Regions from separate parts of the Homo sapiens genome. Here region 2 is linked to region 1. A link is a contact called in ENCODE Hi-C or POLR2A ChIA-PET data. All regions are on one chromosome and are shown on one strand. The core of a region is the stretch at or near the end of the contact, and the rest is flanking DNA. Distances in the headings are between cores, read along the strand shown.

Region 1 (7,335 bases), core at 3,174-5,673:
GTGTTGCACACCTGTAGTCCCATATACTCAGGAGACTGAAGTTGGAGGATTGCTTGAGCCCAAGAGGTTGAGGCTGCAGTGAGCCCTGATTGTGCCATATCATTCCAGCCTGAGTGACACAGCGAGACCCTGTCGCACACACACACATACACATGCACGCACACGTACACATGCACGCACACACGGCCGGGCACAGTGACGCATGCCTGTGATCCCAGCACACTGGGAGGCTAAGGCAGGTGGATCACTTGAGGTCAGGAGTTTGAGACCAGGCTGGCCAATATGGTGAAACCCTGTCTCTACTTAAAAAAAAAAAAAATTAGCTGGGTATGGTGGTGCATGCGTGTAGTCCCGGCTACTCAGGAGGCTGAGGCAAAAGGATCACTTGAGCCCAGGAAGTGGAAGTTGTAGTGAGCCGAGATCACGCCACTGCACTCCACCCTGGGTGATGGGAGTGAAACACTGTCTCAAAAAACAAACAAACAAAAACCAAAAGTAGGTGGTTTTTATTAGTTTCCTAGGTCTGCTATAACAAACTACCAAAAACCTGGGTGGATTTGAAGAAGAGAAATGTATTGTCTCACAGTTGTGGGGCTGAAGTCTGAGGTGAAGGTGTCAGCAGGGCCCTGGTCCCTCTGAAGACTCCAGGGGAGAAACTGTTCCTTGCTCCCCTCCCAGCTTCTGGTGTCCCCAGGCATTCATTAGATTGCATATGCACCCCGTCCTCCCTGTTCCCATGGATTCTCCCTTTATGGCATCTGTCCTGTGTGTCCACACGTGTCTGTGCCCAAACTTCCTTTTCAGAAGGTTCCCATCATATTGGAGTCAGGCCTACCCCCACTGACCTCCTCAATTACTTCTGTAAAGACCCTGTTTCCTAAGATCCCATTCCAAGGCGCTGGGAGGCAGGACTTTTTTATTTTATTTTATTTTTTGAGATGAAGTCTTGCTCTGTTGCTGGAGTGCAGAGGTGCGATCGCGGCTCACTGCAGCCTCTGCCTCCCAGGTTCAAGGGATTTTCCTGCCTCAGCTTCCGGAGTATTTGGGATTACAGGTGCTGGGTACTATGGCAGGCTAATTTTTGTTATTGTTAGTAGAGACAGGGTTTCACCATTTGGCCAGGCTGGTCTTGAACTCCTGACCTCAGATGATCCGCCCACCTCAGCCTCCCAAAGTGCTGGGATTACAGGCGTGAGCCACCGCACCTGGCCCAGGGGCAGGACTTTAACATATCTCTTTGGAGGGCACACAAGCCAACCCATAACAGGGGTCCAAAAGTGGCACAGGGTCGCTTGCTGGGGTCAACATGATGGTTCTAGGACCAGTCATTACACCTGTACTTCAGTGTATAGGGGAAAAAAAACTGTATTTTTAAATTTATTTTATTTTTTGAGTCAGGATCTCCCTAGGTCACCCAGGCACGAGTGCAGTGACCTGATCACAGCTCACTGCAGCGTCAACCTCCCACCTCAGGTTCAGGTGATCCTCCCACCTCAACCTCCCAAGTAGCTGGGACTACAGGTGTGCACCACCATGCCTGGCTAATTTTTGTATTTTTAGTAGAGATAGGGTTTTACCATGTTGCACAGGCTGGTCTCGAACTCCTGACCTCAAGTAATCTGCCCGCCTTGGCCTCCCAAAGTGCTGGGATTACAGGTGTGAGCCACCACGCCTGGTCGTATTTTTTGAGACATGGTCTTGCTGTGTCACCCAGGCTGGAGTGCAGTGGTGTGATCGTAGCTCACTGCAGCCTTGACGTCCTGGGCTCAGGTGATCTTCCCACCTCAGTCTCCTGAGGAGCTGGGACCACAGGCGCACACCACCACACCTGGCTTTTTTTTTATTTTTATTTTTGTGGAGACAGGGTGTCACTATATTACCACTGATCTTGAACTCCTGGGCTCAAGCAATCTTCCCAAAGGATCCTCCCTCAGCCTCCCAAAGTGCTGGAATTACAGGCGTGAGCCACTGCTCTCAGCCTAGCAAATGGTTTTCTCTATAACACTCAACACTTCCAGCACCAGATGTGTGGGGTTTTTCCCACACCAACCCCCTCTTCAACTCTCCAGGCATCAACTGGGGGTTCCACAATTCAACTATGACACAAATGACGTGAGCTTAGAGCAGACCCCACAGGCTTAGTATCACAAGACTTCCCCCCATTTCGGTTGCCAATCTCAAGTAGTGGGTCCCTAGTTTACTCAGACTTCTGTCTGACTTGACTACAAATCGAGGCTCCCATGACCCCTTTTCTAGGTCCAATAATTTGCTATGATGGCTTACAAAACTCAAGGAAACATTTTCAGTTACTAGTTTATTATAGAGAATGTGATAGAGGATATACCTGGCCAGCCAGATGAACAGGTACATAGGGCAAGGTGCAGAAGCGTCTGAATACAGGAGCTTCTGTCCCCGGGGAGCAGGGGTGCGCCACACCCCCAGCATGTGGGCGTTTACTAGCCTGCAAGTTCAGAGATTTTTATGGAGATTTTCTTTCTTTCTTTCTTTCTTTCTTGAGACGGAGTCTCGCTCTTTCGCCCAGGCTGGAGTGCAGTGGCACGATCTCGGCTCACTGCAAGCTCTGTCTCCCAGGTTCACACCATTCTCCTGCCTCAGCCTCCCAAGAAGCTGGGACTACAGGCGCCCGCCACCACGCCTGGCTAATTTTTTGTATTTTTTTTTAAGTAGAGACGGGGTTTATCCATGTTAGCCAGGATGGTCTCGATCTCCTGACCTCGTGATCCGCCCGCCTCGGCCTCCCAAAGTTCTGGGATTACAGGCGTGAGCCACTGCGCCCGGCCTTTCCTTCTTTCTTTTTCTTTTCTTTTTTCTTTCTTTTTTTTTTTTTTTTTGAGACGGAGTCTCGCTGTGTCACCCAGGCTGGAGTGCAGTCTCGGCTCACTGCGAGCTCCGCCTTCTGGGTTCACGCCATTCTCCTGCCTCAGCCTCCTGGGAGTAGCTGGGACTACAGGCGCCCACCACCACACCAGGCTAATTTCTTTGTATTTTTAGTAGAGATGGGGTTTCACCATGTTAGCCAGGATGGTCTTGATCTCCTGACCCGGTGATCCGCCTGCCTTGGCCTCCCAAAGTGCTGGGATTACAGGCGTGAGCCACTGCGCCCAGCCTTTTTTTTTTTTTTTTTTTTTTTTTTTTTGAGACAGCATCTTGCTCTGTCACTACTCAGGCTGGAGTGCAGAGGCATGATCACGACTCACTGCAGCCTCAACTTCCAGAGGCTTAAGTGATCCTCCTGCCTCAGCCTCCCAAAGTGCTAGGTTTACAGACTGAGTCCCCACACTCTGCCTTTATGGAGACTTCTTCATGCAGGCGTGATCCATTATTAACTTAATCTCCAGCCCTTTCCCCTCACCCAGAAGACGGAGGGTGAGGCTGAAAGTTTCAGGATGCTAATCATGGTTTGGTCATTCTGGTGACCAGCCCCCATCCTGAAGCTATCCAAGAGCCCACCAAGTTTGGCTTCATTAGAACAATAGGTCTTCCTGTCACCCAGAAAATTCCAAAGGATTAGGCGCTCGTATTAGGAGACAGGGTCAAAGACCAAATGGTAGAACGAAAGATGCTCCTAACATTTTTTGCTTTAGAAACTGCAAAGGTTTTAGGAGCTCTGGCCAGAAGCCAGGGGCAACAAAGATCAAAATGTATATTTCTATTTTTTTTTTTTTTTGACACAGAGTCTCGCTCTGTCACCCAGGCTGGAGGGCAGTGGTGCGATCTTGGCTCACTGCAGCCTCCGCCTCGCGGGTTCAAGTGATTCTCCTTCTCAGCTTCCCGAGTAGCTGGAATTACAGGCATGTGCCACCATGCCCAGCTAACTTTTGTATTTTTAGTAGAGACGGCGTTTCACTGTGTTGGCCAGGCTGCTCTCAAACTCCTGGCCGAAAGTGATCTGCCCACTTTGGCCTTCTAAAGTGCTGGGATTACAGGCGTGAGCCACCATGCCCGGCCTATTTCTTATTATGTCACAATATCACATCCTATCAGCAGGAGGGAGAAAAGAAAGATAAATGTTTGCCCTCTCCCTTTAAGAAAACTGCCTGGACTGGACACTGTAGCTCACCCCTGTAATCGTAACTACTCGAAGGCTGAGGCCGGAGGATCGCTTGAGCCCAGGAGTTCAAGTTTGCAGTGAACTGTAATCATGCCACTATACTCTAGCCTGGGCAACAGAGCAAGCCTCCATCTCTTACACACACACACACACACACACACACACACACACACACTTCCAAGAGGTTGCATGGGCTACTTCAGCTTGGCCAGAACTTATTTTCATGGCCATCCCTAATAACACAGGAAGTTAGGAAATGTCTTCATTCTGGATGTCACATGGCAGGAAGAATCAGATACAGGAAGAGGGTAGAATGGCTTTGAGGGGGGCGGGACTTCTGGTAGTCTCTGCTTCAGTCTTTGAAAATGGAAGCACAGTAGTGAATGTTATAGTTGACTGTGCAATACTCACTTTACCCTGATCATGGTATATTCAGGGTGGACAGACCTGGGCCCATCTGGGCCCACCTGGGCCAAGGAGATGCATGCCAGAGGGTGCGTGTGTGCGTGCACGTGTGTGTGTGCATGCACACGCACACTTAGAAAACCATAGGAAAGGCCAGGAGCAGTGGCTCACACCTGTAATCCCAGCACTTTGGGAGGCCGAGGCAGGCGGATCACCTGAGTTCAGGAGTTCGAGACCAGCCCGGCCTAAAGGGCGAAACCCCGTCTCTACTAAACATACAAAATTAGCCAGGTGTGGTGGCGCAGGCCTGTAGTCCCAGCTACTAGGGAGGCTGAAGTAGGAGAATCGCCTGAACCTGGGAGGCAGAGGTGGCAGTGAGCCAAGATTGCACCACTGCACTCCAGCCTGGGGAGACAGAGTGAGACTCTGTCTCAAAAAAAAAAAAAAAAAAAAAAAGCAAAAGCAAAAGCAAAAGCAAAGCAAACCACAAGAAAGCATGAATAGGAAATTGTCAGGCCTCTGAGCCCAAACTAAGCCATCATATCTCCTGTGCTGCACGAATACATCCAGATGGCCTGAAGCAACTGAAGATCCACAAAAGAAGTGAAAATAGCCTTAACTGATGACATTCCACCACTGTGATTTGTTTCTGCCCCACCCTAACTGATCAATGTACTTTATAATCTCCCCCACCCTTAAGAAGGTTCTTTGTAATTCTCCCCACCCTTGAGAATGTACTTTGTGAGATCCACCCCCTGCCTGCAAAACATTGCTCCTAACTCCACCGCCTATCCCAAAACCTAAAGGAACTAGTGGTAATCACGCCACCCTTTGCTGACTCTCTTTTCGGACTCAGCCCGCCTGCACCCAGGTGAAATAAACAGCCTTGCTGCACACACAAACCCTGTTTGGTGGTCTCCTCACACAACGCATGAGACAGAAATGTATCATATATCATATCCATTGCTCTGGCAACCATCTTACCTTAGGATGGTTGAATGAAGGATGAAGCCACCTCCGCAAATGGCAGAGAAAGAGAAGAAAAGATTTTGGGTGCTTGAGAAATTTAGCGGCTTGAGCCACTACATCAACCAGCCCTGAAGCTGAACCGTGTTGCAAACGTCCTGTTTTGTGAGCTAATGAGTCTCCTTATTGTCTCCGCTAGTCTGAGTTAGACCAGCTGCTGAAATCGTGATAACTGATGTAAACTCTAATAAAATGTAAGGTAATTTTTGACCAGCAGAGCATAAACCTCAACATCTGACTGGTCCCAGCAGATTTAGGCACCCTTATCTCCTTTTAGCTTTAGGAATTTCATTTGGGATTCAAATGGCTTTATCTGACAGGAACATATGCATAGCTGTTTCCAGGTAGGCTCTGATGGCCTGTATTTGATGGAGTAAGATTGGTTTTACATTTAAGAAAGGTTAAAGTAGAGGGGAACAGGCATTCTCATACATTATTGGTGGGGATATAAATTGGCTCACTCTTTTTTGGGAGGGTAATTTTTTTAAAAATGTAAATGTACATATTTTAGATTCAGTGGTTCTAATCTAAGCATTAATCCTACAACTATGTTTGTAAAAGCACACTGTATGCGCTTCAGATTCAAGCTTCTTGGTAAGACAAAAAACATTTTTAAGAAGAAAAGAAATACGAGTATACTATATATGCACCCAAGGCTGTTTATTGTGGCAATGTGTGTAGTAGCAAGTACTGAAAATAACCTAAATGTCTATTGGTAGGAATCTGTTGAAATCATAGCACACTATGATCTTACAACGCAATGGTTTAAAAAAATGAGGAGGCTGGGTACAGTGGCTCGCGCCTGTAATCCCAGCACTTTGGGAATCTGAGGCAGCAGGATCGCTTGAGCCTAGGAGTTCAAGACCAGCCTGAACGACATGGCAAGAACTCATCTCTAGGGAAAAAAAAAATTAAATAATTTAAAATATGGGGCCAGGCGTGGTGGCTCATGTCTATAATCTCAGCACTTTGGGAGGCCGAGGCAGGTGGATCACCTGAGGTTGGGAGTTCGAGACCAGCCTGGCCAACATAGAGAAACCCCGTCTCTACTAAAAATACAAAATTATCCTGTAATCCCGCATACCTGTAATCCCAGCTACTCGGGAGGATGAGGCAGGAGAATTGCTTGAACCTGGGAGGTGGAGGTTGCAGTGAGTAGAGGTTGCACCACTGCACTCCAGCCTGGGCAACAAGAGCAAAACTCTGTCTCAAAAAAAATTTTTTTAATATAAGGTAATCTACATCTTCTGATATGGAAAGAGGTCTATCTAGAGGTCTATCTATATATTCCCCTAATATATGTATTAACTAAAGAGTGTGGGTGTGTGTGTATATATAAAAGATAAGTTGTAATAGATAATATATAACATGTATTATTTAATATATTAACTTTTCTTTGTAATACATGTTAACTAAACTATATTACACATATATGTATGTTACATTTTATATTGTTACTGGAATACATATATTTATATATATATACTTTGTTAATTTTTTTTTGAGACAGAGTCTTGCTCTGTTGCCCAGGCTGGAGTGCAGTGGTGCGATCTCTGCTCACTGCAACCTCCGCCTCCTGGGTCCAAGCAATTCTCTGCCTCAGCCTCCCAAGTAGCTGGGACTACAGGCAGGTGCTACCACACCCGGCTAATTTTTGTATTTTTTATAGAGACGGGGTTTCGCCATGTGGGCCAGGCTGGTCTTGAAGTCCTGGCCTCAAGTGATCCACCCGCCTCGGCTTCCCAAAGTGCTGGGATTCCAGGCGTGAGCCACCATGCCTGGCTGAATGTATATATATGGTTAGGTGCAATACCCACATATATGAGTTTAAA
Region 2 (7,335 bases), core at 3,031-5,530, 99 kb after region 1:
TACTGCTCAGAGCATTTCCATTTGCGCATAAAGAGGAAGCCTGCATCTTCAACAGAAAAATTACTTTTATGAGAAAAGCATGACAAGAACAATGAAATGGAGAAGAGCCCCAAACCCCTGTGTTCAGACAGAGCTTTGTTTAATGTGGGTCAGAAACTCTGATAGGGACAGCTTGCCTCCTTTGCTGTTCTAGGAACAATTCCATGGGAGGGTCTATTCTGGATTAGGAATTCTTTCTTGAGTAATTTTTATTACCTTTTAATTGTGTCCATTTCTTTGGGAAATAGCAAGCTCTCCCTGCTCCCGCCAATCTCTCCTCTTACTTTTTGGACCAGTTCTTGTACCTCTTAGCTCACCTCATTCAGTGAAAATTGACAAAAGAGACGTGAGTTTCTGTACCTGTGAGACAGCTTATTTTTGTGTCTTTATGGTTTCTAAGCCAAAAATCACCATAAAATAGTATGACAAAGATAGAGAAATTGAAAGTGTCATTTCAGTTACTTTGCTCAGAAATGTATTTCTGTTTTAGAAAAACAAAAATTGAAAAAAATTTAATTCATTCTTTATTTGTTTTTATTTTTATTTTTTATTTTTTTGAGATGGAGTCTTGCTGTTGCCCAGGTTAGAGTGCAGTGGCACGATCTCAGCGCACTGCAACCTCTTGTCTCCCGGGTTCAAGCGATTTTCCTGCCTCAGCCTCCCAAGTAGCTGGGATTATAGGCACACGCCACCATGCCCGGCTAATTTTTGTATTTTTAGTAGAGACGAGGTTTCACCATGTTGGCCAGGCCAGTCTCGAACACCTGACCTCAGGTGATCTGCCCGCCTCTGCTTCCCAAAGTGCTGGGATTACAGGCATGAGGCGTGAGCCACCACACCTGGCCAATTCATTCTTTTTTTTTTTTTTTTTTAAAGTCAACTATTTATTGAGGAAATACCATGTGCCAGACAATGTAATAAGCATTTTACAAAGTTATCTCATTTTATCTTACATTTTATCAAACAATCCTATGAAATATATACCCAATTTACAGATGAGAAAACTGAGGCTCAACTGAAGTCAGGTAGCTCACTGAAGGTAAAATAGCTAAGAAGTGATGGAGCTAAGACTTGTATACAGAAACTGGACCTTAAGTCATTATGCCATACTGCCCCCTTCCATATCTAACTCAATATTTCAACAAGTGGTTTTTTTTTTCTTTTTTCTTTTTTTTTTTTTAATTGTTCATTCTTGGGTGTTTCTCGCAGAGGGGGATTTGGCAGGGTCATAGGACAATAGTGGAGGGAAGGTCAGCAGATAAACAAGTAAACAAAGGTCTCTGGTTTTCCTAGGCAGAGGACCCTGCGGCCTTCCGCAGTGTTTGTGTCCCTGGGTACTTGAGATTAGGGAGTGGTGATGACTCTTAACGAGCATGCTGCCTTCAAGCATCTGTTTAACAAAGCACATCTTGCACCGCCCTTAATCCATTTAACCCTGAGTGGACACAGCACATGTTTCAGAGAGCACAGGGTTGGGGGTAAGGTCACAGATCAACAGGATCCCAAGGCAGAAGAATTTTTCTTAGTACAGAGCAAAATGAAAAGTCTCCCATGTCTACCTCTTTCTACACAGACATGGCAACCATTCGATTTCTCAATCTTTTCCCCACCTTTCCCCCCTTTCTATTCCACAAAACCGCCATTGTCATCATGGCCCGTTCTCAATGAGCTGTTGGGTACACCTCCCAGACGGGGTGGTGGCCGGGCAGAGGGGCTCCTCACTTCCCAGTAGGGGCGGCCGAGCAGAGGCGCCCCTCACCTCCCAGGCGGGGCGGCTGGCCGGGCGGGGGGCTGACCCCCCCCACCTCCCTCCCGGATGGGGCGGCTAGCCGGGCAGAGGGGCTCCTCACTTCCCAGTAGGGGCGGCCGGGCAGAGGCGCCCCTCACCTCCCGGACGGGGCGGCTGGCTGGGCAGGGGACTGACCCCCCCATCTCCCTCCCGGACGGGGCGGCTGGCCGGGCAGAGGGGCTCCTCACTTCCCAGTAGGGGTGGCCGGGCAGAGGCGCCCCTCACCTTCCGGACGGGGCGGCTGGCCGGGCGGGGGGGGCTGACCCCCCCCACCTCCCTCCCGGACGGGGCGGCTGGCCGGGTGGCGGGCTGACCCCCCCCACCTCCCTCCTGGATGGGGTGGCTGCCGGGCGGAGACGCTCCTCACTTCCCAGACGGGGTGGCTGCCGGGCGGAGGGGCTCTTCACTTCTCAGACAGGGCGGCTGCCGGGCGGAGGGGCTCCTCACTTCTCAGACGGGGCGGTTGCCAGGCGGAGGGTCTCCTCTCTTCTCAGACGGGGCGGCCGGGCAGAGACGCTCCTCACCTCCCAGACAGGGTCGCGGCCAGGTAGAGGCGCTCCTCACATCCCAGATGGGGCAGCGGGGCAGAGGCGCTCCCCACATCTCAGACGATGGGCGGCCGGGCAGAGACGCTCCTCACTTCCTAGATGGGACGGCGGCCGGGAAGAGGCGCTCCTCACTTCTAGATGAGATGGCGGCCGGGCAGAGACGCTCCTCACTTTCCAGACTGGGCAGCCAGGCAGAGGGGCTCCTCACTTCCCAGACGGGGTGGCGGCTGGGCAGAGGCTGCAGTCTCGGCACTTTGGGAGGCCAAGGCAGGCGGCTGGGAGGTGGAGGTTGTAGCGAGCCGAGATCACGCTACTGCACTCCAGCCTGGGTACCATTGAGCACTGAGTGAACCAGACTCCGTCTGCAATCTCGGCACCTCGGGAGGCCGAGGCTGGCGGATCACTCGCAGTTAGGAGCTGGAGACCAGCCCGGCCAACACAGCGAAACCCCGTCTCCACCAAAAAAATACGAAAACCAGTCAGGCGTGGCGGCGCGCGCCTGCAATCGCAGGCACTCGGCAGGCTGAGGCAGGAGAATCAGGCAGGGAGGCTGCAGTGAGCCGAGATGGCAGCAGTACAGTCCAGCTTCGGCTCGGCATCAGAGGGAGACCATGGAAAGAGAGGGAGAGGGAGACCGTGGGGAGAGGGAGAGGGAGAGAGGGAGAGGGAGAGAGGGAGAGGGACCCAATTCATTCTTTAATAACCAGAATGACTTCATGTTACTGTGTGCGCTGCTGTTGGGCTCTACACATCTAGTCAAGCCTTGGAATCTGATTTCTCATCACCAACCTCATTTCCTGTGCATGTTGATTTTTGCATCATACTTTCATTTTCGTCATGGGAATAGCCAAAACCCAGCTTTGAAAGTACATGATGTTATTGAAAGGACTGTAGGACAATCTAATGAGACTGAATTGCCTCAAACTAGTAGTTTGCACAGAGTCCAGCAGATGTCGCTGTGTTTCTCTTGAAATTTTAAAACATCCTACAGTGCACTGGTGAGTTTGCTCAGCACCCTGGGGCATCTCTGCACATGGTTTGGGAACCACACATTTAATGTATTCAGGAAGAAATATTAGCAAGAGAAGGTATAATTTAGCTATATAATGAAATTGGAAGGTCAAGGTCAAATGGTTAAAAAAGACAACAGGAGTTTCTTCCTGGTATGTTTAAGTAATTTCAAGAACAAAAGGTTGATTCTTTTGTAGTTCTCAAGTTGCCGAGTTATTAATTGAGGAAAGATCCTCGCTGTAAGTCTGCATCCTGTGCATCTTGCAGTAAGGGCCTAGGGAAACCGATGAAGAGAAGAGCTTTCAGGCGACAGCTGCAGCAGCTCTGACTGCAGAAGATGAAGTCAAGGCTGACTTGATCTGGAGCCAGCAGTGGCTGAGCAGATGGCCTTTGGCGCGGTGGCTCACACCTGTAACCTTAGCACTTTAGAGTTCGAGAACAGCCTGGCGAACATGGCAAAACCCCGTCTCTACTAAAAATATAAAAATTAGCTGGGCGGTAGTGGTGCACGCCTGTGATCCCAGCTACTTGGGAGGCTGAAGCAGGAGAATCACTTGAATCCAGGAGGTGGAGGTTGCAGTCAGCTGAGATCGCACCACTGCACTCCAGCTAATTTTTGTATTTTTAGTAGAGATGGGGTCTCATCATCTTGGCCAGGTCTCAAACTCCTGGCCTCAAGTGATCCACCCGCCTTGGCCTCCTGAAGTGCTAGGATTACAGGCATGAGCCACCGCACCTGGCTGATCTCTTTACGTTGATGTATTCTTTGTGAGATTTATAGACAGAAGGCACACACTGTCTTGTGTTTTTGAGGAAGCCTTTCCTAATCCTGGCCAGCCTGCCAGCTGGAGCAGCGCCCTTGCTTTGCCGAGCAGATGCCCGCCATGCATGCATCGCGCCTCCCTCGCTTTTCTGACAGCATCATCGCCCTTCATTTCTCTAACTTTCCTTTACAGTTGACTGAAACCTCCTCCCGTTACGCCAGGAAGATCTCCGGTACCACTGCCCTCCAGGAGGCCCTGAAGGAGAAGCAGCAGCACATTGAGCAGCTGCTGGCGGAACGGGATCTGGAGAGGGCGGAGGTGGCCAAGGCCACGAGCCACGTGGGGGAGATAGAGCAGGAGCTAGCTCTGGCCCGGGACGGACATGACCAGGTGAAGTCTGGACCTTGTTGCGGAGATGGTGATGGTTTCTAAAGCCACTGAGGAGCCGAGAAGCATGCCCGGTGCTTGGCACCGAGGAGCTAGACTTGAGAGCACAAGAAATGGGTGTACATTTCTTTGCTGTGCTTGTTTGAAAGCTACAGTCTGGGGTGCCAGTTTCCATGATCACAGAGATGAAGTTTTGTTCTTGATTCGACCTTAGTGTTTGGTCTTTGTGTCCGGGTCTTTTGGCCTGTCTGTGTTAGGCCAGCTTGGTTACTAGGGCCTTACCAATGATTGATTATAGCTGCTGTTTGTGGATTACTCTTAATATGTGTTTCAGCTTCAAAAAAGATGAGAGGTGTTTTAACATTGTTCTTTATCACTTTCATCATCTATCTTCCAGGAAAGCTGTTGAGAATAACCTATTAAAATAGAGAAAGCTTTTTAACATAAGGTTTTAGAGTAACGCCCACCCACCATGGTGACCCACAGCTCTTTGGAGAAGTATCACTGGGTCTGTATCTGGGTCAGAAATAGTCCATTTACCGACATTCTTGCCTTCCCCAGCATGTCCTGGAATTGGAAGCCAAAATGGACCAGCTGCGAACAATGGTGGAAGCTGCTGACAGGGAGAAGGTGGAGCTTCTCAACCAGCTTGAAGAGGAGAAAAGGTGACCCCAGACTGTTTCCTGGTGCAAGTGTGGCCTTTCCCCCTTTTTTTTTGTTTTTGAGACAGAGTCTAGCTCTGTTGCCCAGGCTGCAGTGCAGTGGTGCAATCTCAGCTCACTACAACCTCTGCCTCCCAGGTTCAAGCAATTCTCCTGCCTCAGCCTCCCAAGTAGCTGGGACCACAGGAATGTGCCACCACGCCTGGCTAATTTTTTGTATTTTAGTAGAGATGGAGTTTCACCATGTTGCCTAGGCTGGTCTCGAACTCCTGAGCTCAGGAGATCCATCTGCCTCAGCCTCCCAAAGTGCTGGGATTACAGGTGTGAGCCACCGCGCCCAGCAGCCTTTTCATTTTCAATGACCTCAGAAGAAAATTTCCTATTAATAATCATGTTGGTATCAACCCTTAGAACCAAAGGAATGACTATGTGTCCAGCAGAAGGTGAACTCTGCCATACTGTGTGAAGAGCGTCTGCTTTGATTTGACTTTTTTCAATAAGTTTGGAATCATTTAGACATGGCCTGATTGGGCGCAGTGACTCACGCCTGTAATCCCAGCACTTTGGGAGGCTGAGGCGGGTGGATCACTTGAGGTCAGAAGTTCGAGACCAACGTGACCAACATGGTGAAACCCCGTCTCTACTAAAAATACAAAAATTAGCCAGGCCTGTTGGCGGGCGCCTGTAATCCCAGCTACTTGGGAGGCTGAGGCAGGAGAATTGCTTGAACCCGGGTGGCAGAGGTGGCAGTGAGCCGAGATCGCGCCACTGCACTCCAGTCTGGGTGACAGAGCAAGACTCCGTCTCAAAAAAAAAAAAGAAAACATTATTTATTATCTTTTGAGACAGGGTCTCACTCTGTCACTCAGGCTGGAGTGCACTGGTGTGATCATGGCTCACTGCAGCTGTGACATCCCTGGCTCAAGTGATCCTCCTACCCCAGCTTCCCAAGTAGCTAGGACACAGGCACATGCCAACATGCCTGGCTAATTTTTGTAGAGATGGGGTTTTGCCATATTGACCAGGCTGGTCTCAAACTGAACTCAAGCAGTCTGTCCACCTTAGCTTCACAAAATGCTAGGATTACAGGTGGCTTATTTTATTTTTTCTTTTTGAGACAAGGTCTCACTCAGTTGTGCAGCCTGGAGTGCAGTCATACGATCATAACTCACTGCAGCCTTGACTACCTGGGCTCAAGCAATCCTCCCACCTCAGCTGCCCAAGTAGTTGACACGGGTGCACGCTGCCACACCTGGCTAATTTCTTAATTTTTTGGTGGAGATGAGGTCTCGTCATGTTGCTCAGGCCGCTCTTAAACTCCTGGCTTTAAGCCATTCTCCCACCTTGCCCTCCCAAAGTGCAAAGATGCATTTTTAAACTTGCTATGTCTCTAAGGCATTTCTGGTGGCTGTCTGCTTGAATTCACCAGGGTAGTGATGATAGATTTTTTTTTTTTTTTTTAAATATAAGGACTGGGTCTCACTATGTTGCCCCAGCTGGTCTCAAACTCCTGGCCTCAAGCGATCCTCCTGCCTCCACCTCCCAAATTGCTGGGATTATAGGAGTGGCCTACCATGCCCAACGTGTTTTTTTGTTTGTTTGTTTTGTTTTTTTAAAGGCTGTGTGTTACTTAGTTTCTTAAGTGTTTTGTTTGGGTTTTATTCCACAGGAAGGTTGAGGACCTTCAGTTCCGGGTTGAAGAAGAATCAATTACCAAAGGTGATCTTGAGGTAAAACCCCTCCAGCTCTCTTACAGCTTTTATGGGTATCAGTATTCAGAACACGGGCGAAATAATGCACCAATTGAAATGAGCGGCCAGAACAGCCAGCTGAGGAAGTGGCGGGGGAAGGTTCTGGGGGTGGCTTTGTGGTGACGGTGCCGGTACTTGAGCCTGTGAGTGTGTGGCCCACTTCCTAGCAGAGTGGAACTTGCACTACTTCTTTCTCATGCTTCAAAATGCAAAACCATGAATTGGATCTCATCAAGTCATAAATCTGGCAGTGTGTCCTCAATTTAAAGCAGTCCTAAGTGAGACTTAATGGTGTTCGTCTGATGATTAGAAAAGGCATTTTAAATTTTGTCATAGTAGTCCATAACAGGCCGGGTGCGGTGGTTCACGCCTGTAATCCCAGCA

The links. Hi-C counts contacts between places; a loop is a spot of excess contacts on that map. ChIA-PET counts read pairs that join two places held with the same protein, here RNA polymerase II (POLR2A). Pooled maps may share reads with other maps.
Region 2: a pooled map shows a loop between it and region 1 (4-fold over the local background). The contact joins two enhancer-like sites. A Hi-C loop is called at or near these places in 3 of 50 pooled maps. POLR2A ChIA-PET finds 5 or more read pairs at or near these places in 9 of 52 experiments (AG04450, B cell, OCI-LY7 and 5 more).

Annotation. Positions count from the first base shown.
Region 1 is chr12:122,451,144-122,458,478 of GRCh38, reverse strand. No RefSeq gene overlaps it. Among named protein-coding and RNA genes, the nearest start is that of CLIP1, 32 kb to the right of the region's middle. RefSeq lists enhancers at 289-338, 359-418, 449-498. Within about 2 kb of position 4,423, at least 7 of the 41 ENCODE cell types and tissues checked have a DNase peak (open chromatin) inside an H3K27ac peak, as active enhancers do.
Region 2 is chr12:122,352,321-122,359,655 of GRCh38, reverse strand. CLIP1 (CAP-Gly domain containing linker protein 1) reads left to right here. Exons shown (of 26, transcript NM_001247997.2): 6 at 4,344-4,541; 7 at 5,100-5,203; 8 at 6,870-6,930. Among named protein-coding and RNA genes, the nearest start is that of CLIP1-AS1, 40 kb to the left of the region's middle. Within about 2 kb of position 4,280, at least 3 of the 41 ENCODE cell types and tissues checked have a DNase peak (open chromatin) inside an H3K27ac peak, as active enhancers do.